3 separate regions of the Homo sapiens genome follow, and regions 2 and 3 are each linked to region 1. A link is a contact called in ENCODE Hi-C or POLR2A ChIA-PET data. All regions are on one chromosome and are shown on one strand. Each heading gives the region's core, a stretch centred on a gene start or an enhancer-like site at or near the end of the contact. The rest is flanking DNA. Distances are from core to core; before and after follow the strand shown. Region 1 holds the start of YIF1B (Yip1 interacting factor homolog B, membrane trafficking protein). Region 2 holds the start of THAP8 (THAP domain containing 8). Region 3 holds the start of TBCB (tubulin folding cofactor B).

Region 1 (3,337 bases), core at 316-2,815:
GATGAGGAGAAAATGGTGTTGGAGCCCAGGGGACAGAGGCTAAATCAGAGGTGAAGAAGAATGCGGGCATTTCGCTCACAAAAAGGAACCACAGTGGAGCCAGCACTCATCACTGAGAAACCAGGAGCAGCCCTTAAGGTCTCCAAAAAGACAACGTCTCAGAGGAGGAAGAGGAAGCCACAGCGATAGGGTCACTTGCTGACATCCTTCCGGATGCGCTATCGCTGCGCAGAAGTAACTTCCACCACTATGTTTTCCTGAGATAAGTCGGGGAGTCTGAGAGGGAGAGAAGGGGGGAGACTGAGAGTCAGAGAGAGGAGAGACTAAGGACGCTAGGTGGGCAGGGCTCTTCACTTGCAGGTGCGCCTGTGTGCTGTGAGTTGCTGGGGGTTGTAGAATGCTTTTGGTGGACAGAGGGAACCAGGTTGCAATGTGAGAACATTTTTATGAATTTCTGGGAAACTGCCTTAAGATCTATTCCAAGAGAGACACCTGGTTCTTCTCACCTAACTTGTTGGGTTTCCTTTTCTCACTCTAAATATTCACTTTAAGGCCGGGCACTGTGGCTCATGTCTGTAATCCTAATGCTTTAGGAGGCTGAAGCAGGAGGATGGCTTGAGCCCAGGAATTCGAGACCAGCCTGGGCAACATAGCAAGATCCTGTTTTGACAAAAAATTTAAAAATTAGCTGGGCATGGTGGTGCATGCCTGTGGTGCCAGTTACTGGGGAGGCTGAGGCAGGAGGATCACTTGAGCTCAGGGGGTCCGAGGCAGCCTGGAAAACAGAGGAAGACCCTGTCTCAAAATAAATAAATATTTACTTTAATACCTAAGGGATGTCAAAAATTGTATAAGCCCCTACAACTCCAATTAGCCCCTCAGGAACACAAATGTTTCTCTTTTCCTTGCTCCACAGCCTTTTCTGGCTCTCCAGTGCTCTCAATGACCCAAACTGAACGGCTGTCTGCAGAGAACTGCATTTCCCATCGACCTTTTCGCTCGATATTTACATTTTAAAAAATGTTTTGTAGCGATGGAGATCTCGCTGTTGCCCAGGCTGGTCTCGAACTCCTGGGCTCAAGCGATCCTCAGCCTTCCAAAGTGCTGAGATTACAGGCGTTAAGCCACTGAGCCTGGCTAAATTAAAAAAAAAAAAAATTGTAGGGATGGGGCGGGGCGAGGGTCACTATGTTGCTCAGGCTAGTCTCGAATCCCTGGGCTGAAGCAATCCTCCCGCCTCGGCCTCCCAAAGTGCTGGAGTTAGGGGCGTGAGCCCCGGCAAGGGGCAGACACTCATTTTCTGTCGTGGCAGACACCGCCTCCTCCTGGGATTGGTCCCGGCCTCGCCCTCCTGCCACTCAGGCCTTGACTCGCTTTACTGCATGAGCCCAGTAGCCCAGTCTCCGCCTCTTACGTAAGGCACCGCCCAGTCGTCCAGGCCTCCGTGAAGGGGGGGGCTGGAGGGGTCGGGGGGGTGGGGGCGAGGCCTTCCCTCAATCCTGACGTCCATTGGCTGTCTCTTCGCCGGCGGGGCGTGGGTACGGGAGCCGGGCGGGCACGCTCCGAACCGCGGCTTAGGTGGCGGCGGCGAAGGATGCACCCGGCAGGCTTGGCGGCGGCGGCTGCGGGGACGCCCCGGCTGCGTAAGTGGCGTACGTGGCCGGCGGAGGAGATCGGGCGGGCGGGGGCGTGGCGGGGCGGCCGCGTCGGTTGGCGAGGTCACTGCAGGTCAGAGGTCACGAGATCAAGGATCTGGAACCCTGAGGTGTGCACAGCGCTGGGATGCCAGGTTCGGGTAGGAGGCCCCTTGGGGGGCGATTCTTTAGGAAATTCCTTTAGAAGAAAACAACTTGGGACTGGATAGCGTGCGATATGCAGAGAAATGCAACTTTCATTCATTTGCAGTTAGCGATCCGCCCTTCCCTGCTCCCCACCCTTCCGTGGCTCCCCAGTACCCGCCTGCTGTCGCCCACACCCTTAGGACAGCTTCGTGGCCCCCCGGGAGCGCAGAGGGCCATGCCTACCGCTCATTTAAGAAGCGAACCTGTATTGTGCTGTTGGCCCCCTTTTCCTGTCTCTTCATCTCCGTGAGTGTGCTGTGTGTTTCATTTATTCATTCAACCTAACTTGTCTCAACTCCCATGTGTCAGGCCCTGTGTTGGGATGGAGATGTTGTGGGAGCCCTGAGGAGGCACATGACCCAGCCTAGGGGTGTCAGTGAAGCTTCCTGGAAGAGGATACTTCTTTTTCTTTTTTTTTTTTTTTTGAGACCTAGTTTTGTTCTTGTTGCCAAGGCTGGAGTGCAATGGCGCGATCTCAGGTCACCGCAACCTCCGCCTCCCGGGTTCAAGCGATTCTCCTGCCTCAGCCTCCCAAGTAGCTGGGATTACAGGCGCAGGCCACCACGCCCGGGGTGGTATAGACGGGGTTTCTCCATGTTGGTCAAGCTGGTCTCAAACTCCCGACCTCAGGTGATCCGCCCGCCTAGGCCTCCCAAAGTGCTGGGATTACAGGCGTGAGCCACCGCACCCGGCATGGAAGAGGATAATTCTGATCATGAAAAGTTACCCAGGAGAAGGAGATTTGTAGTGAGAGGGCAGGCTGGGCGTGCTGGCCTACACCTATAATCTCAGCACTTTGGGAGGTCGAGGTGGGCGAATCACTTGGGGCCAGGAGTTGGAGACCAGCTTGGGTAACAGCAAAATCCTATCTCTAATAAAAGTACACAAAATTAGCCGGGTGTGGTGGCGAGCACCTGTAATCCCGGCTACTTGGGAGTCTGAGGCTTGAGAATCACTTGAACCCAGGAGGCAGAGGTTGCACTGAGGCGAGATTGCACCAGCCTGGGCGACAGAGCAAGACTTCGCCTCAAAAAAAAAAAAAAAAAAAAAAAAAGAGGGTGATCCACCTGCCTTGGCCTCCCAAAGTGCTGGGATCACAGGCATGAGTCACGGTGCCCAGCCAACCAGCCTGGCCAACATGATGAAACCCCATCTCTACTAAAAATGCAAAAAAATTAGGTTGGGCGCAGTGGTTCACACCTATAATCCCAGGATTTTGGGAGGCCGAGGTGGGAGGATCACGAGGTCAGGAGTTCGAGACCAGCCTGGCCAACATGGTGAGACCCCATCTCTACTAAAAATAGAAAATTTAGCTGGGCGTGGTGGTGTGCGCCTGTAGTCCCAGCTACTCAGGAGGCTGAAGCAGAAGAATTGCTTGAACCTGGGAGGTGGAGGGTGCAGTGGGCCGAGATTTCACCACTGCACTCCAGCCTGGGTGACAGAGTGAGACTCCATCTCAAAAAAAAAAAAAAAAAAAATTAGCCGGGCGTGGTGGC
Region 2 (3,337 bases), core at 268-2,767, 2.3 Mb after region 1:
TGCTAATGGAATTCCTTCTACCTACTGTGAAATCATTTCTTTCCATTTTTCTGTCTCAGGATTTAGGGAACTGTTCTGTACGCCCTCCTCCCCAGGCAGCACTGCAGAGATTTTATAAATAACTTCTCACGTCTTTCTCATAGTTTTGAGTGACAATATGGATTAAGAATCCCACCTTGGTGAGGAAAAAGGATAGAGATCGCAGAAGGTGAGAGAAGGCGGGGTAGAAGCGAGGAAGAGTTGGGGCAGGTAACACTCTGGACCGAACCCTCGAAGGGACCTTAATGACTCAGCGGGGGCCAGGGCAGTGAGGCTGCAGTGAGCTATGATCGTGACGTCTAAAGGCGATAGAACGGGGGTTAAAATATAGCAGGACTAGGCTGTGATTTACAGAAGCAAAATGCATTTCCACGGGTGGGAACCAGCGAGGAACCCCCGAATTGCTCCAACGCTGAGGGTGGAGCCGGGAAAGCAGCGAGGAGAAAGTGGGAGGGGCCGTGGCTAAAGGGGCGGGGGTTAGGGGACGAGGCATGGCAGGGAACAACCTGAGGGGACTGGCCGGGGGCTGATGTCGGGGCCACAGTTCTCAGGACGGGACTAGGGGAAACCTAGGAAGCCTGGAACTGGGGTAGACATGGCGAGCAGCTTCTCACCCGGTTCTGCACCGTCTCCTCGGAGGCCGTCGAGAGTCGCGTCCGCCGCCGTAGGCAGATTGGTGGGGCGGGGGGCGGGGAGGACTGGCCCCTCCGCGCCGGAACTCCCGCCATGACAGAGGGCAGCTTCTCCCCTGCATCGTTCCGCGCATAGCCTCCGGACCCTACGGCCGCCATCGTCACGCCGGAGGCGGGCGACCGTTACATCCCCTAACCGCCGCTGCCGCCACCGCCACGACCCACTGGAACAGCGAACAGCCGCGGGAAAGCCGGCGCCACCGCCTATTGGACGCGACGGGCCCGGCCTAGCCAATCGCAGGGATGCCGGGCGGCGCTTAGAACCAATGGGGGCGAAGAGGCGGAGCGAGTGCCTGGCGGGGCGGGGCCACAGCCAGTGTACTGGATGCCTGATTAAGCGTCATGGGGTCTTTCATCCAGACTGCGTTTTCATTATTCGCTGAAACATACAGGTTTTAATTTTTACGAGGCTAAGGCCACGGCCGCCTCACCTCGGTTTTTGCCGCCACCTAGAGGAACTATGTGCGCCCCAACGGTTGCCCGGATGTAGGCGTAGGGTGGAGCCGTAAGAGATTGACTAGCCAGTTGATTTGGTTGGCGCAGGCTCAGAAACGCCGTGACGCCGCCCTTCCCCCCAACACGTGATGAAAGTCGGGGTGACGAAGGGCCGGCTTTGCGCAGGTGCACAGTACTCGCTATGGCCCATTCGTCACGTGACGAGGGCGGGACTGTGGCACTGTGGAGGGGCGCCTAGTAGGCAGGCGCTCTCAGCTCTCTCCCCGGTACGTGACGAGACTCCACGGACGTCACGTGAGGCAGGCGGCGAGCGCGGGTGGGGCGGGGTTAGGCGGCGCTCCGCGAGAACCAAAGTGCAGCCGCTGACCCGGCAAAACTCAGCGGGGGCTGGATAGCCATGCCCAAGTACTGCAGGGCGCCGAACTGCTCCAACACTGCGGGCCGCCTGGGTGCAGACAACCGCCCTGTGAGCTTCTACAAGTGAGCGCAGCGCGGGGCGGGGCTTGAGGGAGGCGGGACCCTGAGAGGGGTGGGGCCCGAGCATTAGTGCTGCTGTGCGGGGCTTCTGGTCTTGCTTGAGGGTGTTAGGAAGTGGGGTTAAACCATGAGGAGATGGCCTTCCTGGCAGTGTCCATTGCACATACAAAGGTGCAGGCGTGGGAAACAGGAGTAGACGATTGACTACAGATAGCGAGCGAAGCGAGCCGAAGAGTGAAAGGGATGTAAGAAGTGAAGTCGGTGCAGGCTGTTAGAGAGCCTGCAGATGCCCACTTGCCCTCCCCACGCATTTGAGCCATCTGAAACTCAGAGCATCCGAAACTGAGCTTGCGATCGTGTCTCCCCAAAACCTTCCAGTCTGTCTTATCTTAGTAGCGTGCTTCATTCTTCTTGTTGCTTAGGTTTAAAAAATGTCATCCTTACCTCTTTCGTCATACTTGGGAAAGTCAGAATTAGCTTCGACTGTAAAAGATCTGTCTCCTTATTTATCTGGCTGACATAAGCCAGTTGGTGGAAGAATTACTAGGAAAAAACATTTCTTTGCTTTTTTTTTTTTTTTTTTTTGAGACAAGATCGCTTTGTCGCCCAGGCTGGAATGCAGTGGAACGATCACAGCTCACTGCAACCTCGACCTCCCGGGCTCAAGTGATCCTCCCACCTCACCCTACCAAGTAGCTGGGACCAGAGGCACGCGCCACCATGCCTGGATAATTTAAATTTTTTTTTTTTTTTTTTTTTTTTTTTTTTTTTGCCAGGCTTGGTGGCTCACGCCTGTAATCCCAGCACTTTGGGAGGCCGAGGCGGGCAGATCACCTGAGGTCAGGAGTTCGAGACCAGCCTGGCCAACATGGTGAAACCCCGTGTCTACTAAAAATACAAAAATTAGATGGGCGTGGTGGCTCATGCGTGTAATTCCAGCTACTCCGTGGGCTGAGGCAGGAGAATCGCATGAATCCAGAAGGCAGAGGTTGCAGTGAGCCAAGATGAGGCCACTGCAATCCAGCGTGGGCAACAAGAGTGAGACTCCGTCTCAAAAAAAAAAATTTTGTTTTTAAAGAGAGAGATGGGATCACCCTATGTTGTCCAGTCTAGTCTCAAACTCCTGGGCACAAGCAGTCCTCCTGCCTCGGCCTCCCAAAGTGCTTGGATTACAGGCGTGAGCCACTGCACCCAGCCAGGAAAAAATATTTCTCTTGGACATACTGCAGATGTAAAGTGGCAGAATTCCCATCCTTTGAGTGTCTACTGCTTTCTTAGTAGGAAACTTTGGTTGTCTAAAGTCAGAGATGATCACAAACTTTGCTGTTTGAAATCACATCAAGTAAGAATGAAACATCTCACTTTTGCTTGGAGGAGCTAAGTCACTTTGACACAGAAAAGCAGTCCCTATTTACAATCCAGGTTTGGAGCTTCAGATAAGGACACAATATTCTACATCTATGTAAACTTTATTGCATCTGAGAAGACAAACCCTGGGCCCACTTCACCATCCGGACCTGATATTGATCCCTTTACACACAGTTCTGATTTGCTTTGAGGCAATCTGAACACTGCTTAGTTTACATTTCACCTAAAAAATAACTCTGTTTGTTGAGACTCCCTCACAAAACAAAGGCCCATAGGGCCTATGGCAGTGGTCCCCAACCCTTATG
Region 3 (3,337 bases), core at 342-2,841, 2.2 Mb after region 1:
GAAGGGTGAGGCACGCAGGCATATGACAAAAGAACCATTCAGGCCCAGGATCCAGAGGCCGAGCTCACCTGGACTGTGCAAGGAGCAATGTGGCTGCTACAGACTGAGTGAGGTCGGGAGGGAATAAGGACAGAAAGGGGCTGGGCTTGGTGGCTCACGCCTGTAATCCCAGCACTTTAGTAGGCCAAGGTGAGCTGATCACTTGAGGTCAGGAGTTCCAGACCAGCCTGGCCAACATGGCAAAAACCCATCTCTACTAAAAATACAAAAATTAGCTGGGTGGGCACCTGTAATCCCAGCTACTCGGGAGGCTGGGGCACAAGGATCACTTGAACCCAGGAGGTGAAGGCTGCAGTGAGCCCGATAGTGCCACTGCACTCCATTCCAGGTTGGGTGACAGAGTGAGACTCTGTCTCAAAAAAAGACAGAAAGGATGTACTGAGTGGATGCACAAAGAGATCCTGTGTTCTGGTTTCTCCCAAGCTGTCCAGCCTGGTCGCTCACTGTGACCTACCTCACATTCTAGGCCTCTGTACACCCTGCTCCCTCCTTTCCACCTCTTTCTCTTAAGTCACCCTTTCCTCATCCCTCAGCTCAGACATCCCTTCCTCCAGGAAGCCCTCTCTGATTCTCCCAGGTGGAGTCAGGCACCTCTTCTTGGTGGCTCCAGTCCCCTGGGATTTCCTGATCCCAGCCCAGACCACTCTAGGCTGTCCCTGTCTAATGATGGGTCTGTCTCTCGTCAGGCTGCACTGGAGGCTCCACGAAGGCAGGACCTATCTCGGGTATGACTGAGGGCAAAGCCCAGCAAGTGTCTGTTGAATAACCAAATGAAAGGTGGGGTGGGGGAGTGTCCCAGATAGAGAGTCCTCACGTGGATGCGGCAGCCGTCATCTACAGGGTAGGAGCCCAGGAGCGCATCCTCTTGATCCAGCTTGCTGTAGAACTTGTCGTCAACTCCATACAGCTCCAGTTCCATGCAGGAAGCAGGGCTGCCCACCAGCAACTCCAGTTTACACTGTGAGGAGGAGGCAGGGTGAGAAGAAGGAGGCCACGGAGGCCCCGCCCCTTGCATCAATGACCATCGCCACGTCCCTTTTCCTCCAAAAGACCCCCCAGTCAGGACGCACGGGGCCGCAATCCAGCCCCTCGCCTCTTGCCCCCGCCCTCTGGACCGTCGGATTTTTCGCTGGACCCGGCCCTCATCTCTGCACTCTCGAGTTCTCTCCGGACCCGCCCCGCCGCGACCGGGTCCCCAGCCTCCGCAGCCTGGGATCACCTCCGGGCCCGCCCAGTCACTCCCCGGCCCCTCCCAGCCTCCCCCTTCCGGGAACCCCCCAATTTCTTCGCCCCGCCCCTCCGGACCCCGCCCCCATGGCCACACCTTGAACTCAGCGATGGTGAGGCTGCGGCTGTATCGCTTCTCGGAGCGGAAGGTGTTGAGGGAGCTGCTGATGAAAACGGTCACCGTGGGTGCCGACACCCCCGTCACCTCCATCTTGCCGCGCCCTGCGGATGCCTGCAGCGCGGTCCAGCCGCCTCACACCCGCTCCGCAGCCGCCGCCGCCGCTGCTGCTGCTGGGCTATCAGCCCCGCCTCCTGCTCCGTGCCTGACCAATCCGCGCTCTCCTGCCAGGAGCGTCCGCCAATCGCCGCCGTCCCTTCCCCACCGCCAGGAAGAGGGCTCTCCTTACTCTTGGGCCAGCCCAGCCAATCCAGAGGGGCCTTCCATAGTTCACGGTTCTTCCAATAGCGGCCCGGGAAAGGACCAGAACAGGCGGCGAAGACTGAAGCCCGGAGGTAGGAGTGGCAAGAGCTCGCCCAGTCCGCGAAGGGTAAACTCGCGCATGCGCACTGGCCTTCAACCAAGCCAAGCGCCTTGGCTTCTGTCCTGGATGCTCAGTGTTTTGCGGTTTACGATGCGCATCGTTTTCCCGGCTCTGGCACCAGATCCATACTATTCTGTAAACTGAGGCGGCGATGCCCAAAAATTGGAAGCAATTACTCTAAGATATCAAAAGATTGAAGCAAGCCATGAAACCTCTGCGCGGAGAGAGCCGAGCCCGAGGCGGCGGGGAGCCAGCACGTGTGCGCAGCTCCGCCCTCTTTTGGCGAAGCACCTAGGCCTGGCCCCTCCCGCGACCTGTAGCGCGGCGGAGCAAGCGCGGAAGGCTGGGAGGGCTGCGCGGGCTGCGCGTCGCCATGGAGCCCGACGGGACTTACGAGCCGGGCTTCGTGGGTATTCGCTTCTGCCAGGAATGGTGAGGCGGAGGGAGCGGGTGATGTTAGAAGGCGGGCGAGGAATGGCTCCAGAACTAACCCCTGGCACCTCCCCCTCCCCACAGTAACAACATGCTGTACCCCAAGGAAGACAAGGAGAACCGCATTCTGCTCTACGCGGTGAGCGCCGGGGTCTTCCCCGGCAGGTCCACCTGTTCCCAGCGTGGCCCCGCCCTGCCCCCTGCCTCTGTGATCGGACTCCCTGTTCGCCCTCCGCTGCACCTCAAGTGATCCTGACTCTCATGTCCTGCCCATCCCCAAAGAGAGTCCTGTCGTCATATCCTCCGGGATCACCCTGCCCTCTCCTCCCAATCTTGTCTGGAATCCTTCCGTGACCCCCTTTCCCCCACACTCGCCCTCTCGTAGTGCCGGAACTGTGATTACCAGCAGGAGGCCGACAACAGCTGCATCTATGTCAACAAGATCACGCACGAAGTGGAGTGAGTGGCGGGCCCTGAGCTGGGGGCGGGGGTGTTGGCTCTGGAGGCTGGGTCTGAGCGTAATTTTGCACCCCCGCGTCCCTGCAGCGAACTGACCCAGATTATCGCCGACGTGTCCCAGGACCCCACGTTGCCGCGGACCGAGGACCACCCGTGCCAAAAGTGAGCGTTCAGCTGGTACTGGGGAGGTAAAGTGAGGCTCGTCTCCTCACTGGGCGAAGGGAGGAGGGAAGGGTGTGAAGCCTCCGGTGACCGAGCCCCTACCCTCTCAGGTGCGGCCACAAGGAGGCTGTGTTCTTCCAGTCACACAGTGCGCGGGCCGAGGTAAGTGGCGCGAGGGCTTTCTAAGTATCTGGGGCTTGTTTGGTCCTTTCTGGGGGCGGGGATATCAATGTGGGTGACCCTGCGCTTCTTGGAACTCTGCCGGGCCCTTACCTATTGGTGAAGTTCTCTTGCCTGTTCTTTTGGGGTAAGGCGCTGCTGGGTCCAAATCCTTCCTAACCATGCATCATTTCTGCCAGGACGCCATGCGCCTTTACTACGTGTGCACAGCCCCACACTGCGGCCACCGCTGGACCGAGTGACCTCCTCTCTCCCCCGAGTGTAATAAACACCAG

Evidence for each region. A loop is a pair of places that touch in the nucleus more often than their neighbours do. ChIA-PET counts read pairs that join two places held with the same protein, here RNA polymerase II (POLR2A). Pooled maps may share reads with other maps.
Region 2: a loop to region 1 is called in a pooled map, with 12 times the contacts of the local background. The contact joins the promoter of THAP8 here to the promoter of YIF1B in region 1. A Hi-C loop is called at or near these places in 2 of 37 single-sample maps with no recorded cell type and 8 of 50 pooled maps.
Region 3: a loop to region 1 is called in a map of CD8-positive, alpha-beta T cell, with 7 times the contacts of the local background. The contact joins the promoter of TBCB here to the promoter of YIF1B in region 1. A Hi-C loop is called at or near these places in 2 of 168 maps with a recorded cell type or tissue (CD8-positive, alpha-beta T cell and naive thymus-derived CD4-positive, alpha-beta T cell) and 6 of 50 pooled maps. POLR2A ChIA-PET finds 5 or more read pairs at or near these places in 2 of 52 experiments (HEK293 and HepG2).

What each region holds. Positions count from the first base shown.
Region 1 is chr19:38,314,175-38,317,511 of GRCh38, reverse strand. It overlaps YIF1B (Yip1 interacting factor homolog B, membrane trafficking protein), which reads left to right and starts at 1,565. Exons shown (of 8, transcript NM_001039672.3): 1 at 1,565-1,652. The coding sequence starts at 1,595. RefSeq lists a silencer at 1,241-1,730.
Region 2 is chr19:36,052,465-36,055,801 of GRCh38, reverse strand. It overlaps THAP8 (THAP domain containing 8), which reads left to right and starts at 1,517. Exons shown (of 4, transcript NM_152658.3): 1 at 1,517-1,667. The coding sequence starts at 1,585. It overlaps WDR62 (WD repeat domain 62), which reads right to left and starts at 905. Exons shown (of 32, transcript NM_001083961.2): 1 at 654-905. The coding sequence starts at 830.
Region 3 is chr19:36,113,722-36,117,058 of GRCh38, reverse strand. It overlaps TBCB (tubulin folding cofactor B), which reads right to left and starts at 1,591. Exons shown (of 6, transcript NM_001281.3): 1 at 1,385-1,591; 2 at 875-1,018. The coding sequence starts at 1,498. POLR2I (RNA polymerase II subunit I) reads left to right here and starts at 2,184. Exons shown (of 6, transcript NM_006233.5): 1 at 2,184-2,261; 2 at 2,346-2,400; 3 at 2,647-2,720; 4 at 2,808-2,882; 5 at 2,993-3,044; 6 at 3,242-3,337. The coding sequence starts at 2,203. The coding sequence ends at 3,304. RefSeq lists enhancers at 861-950, 2,541-2,670, 2,689-3,200 and a silencer at 1,261-1,350.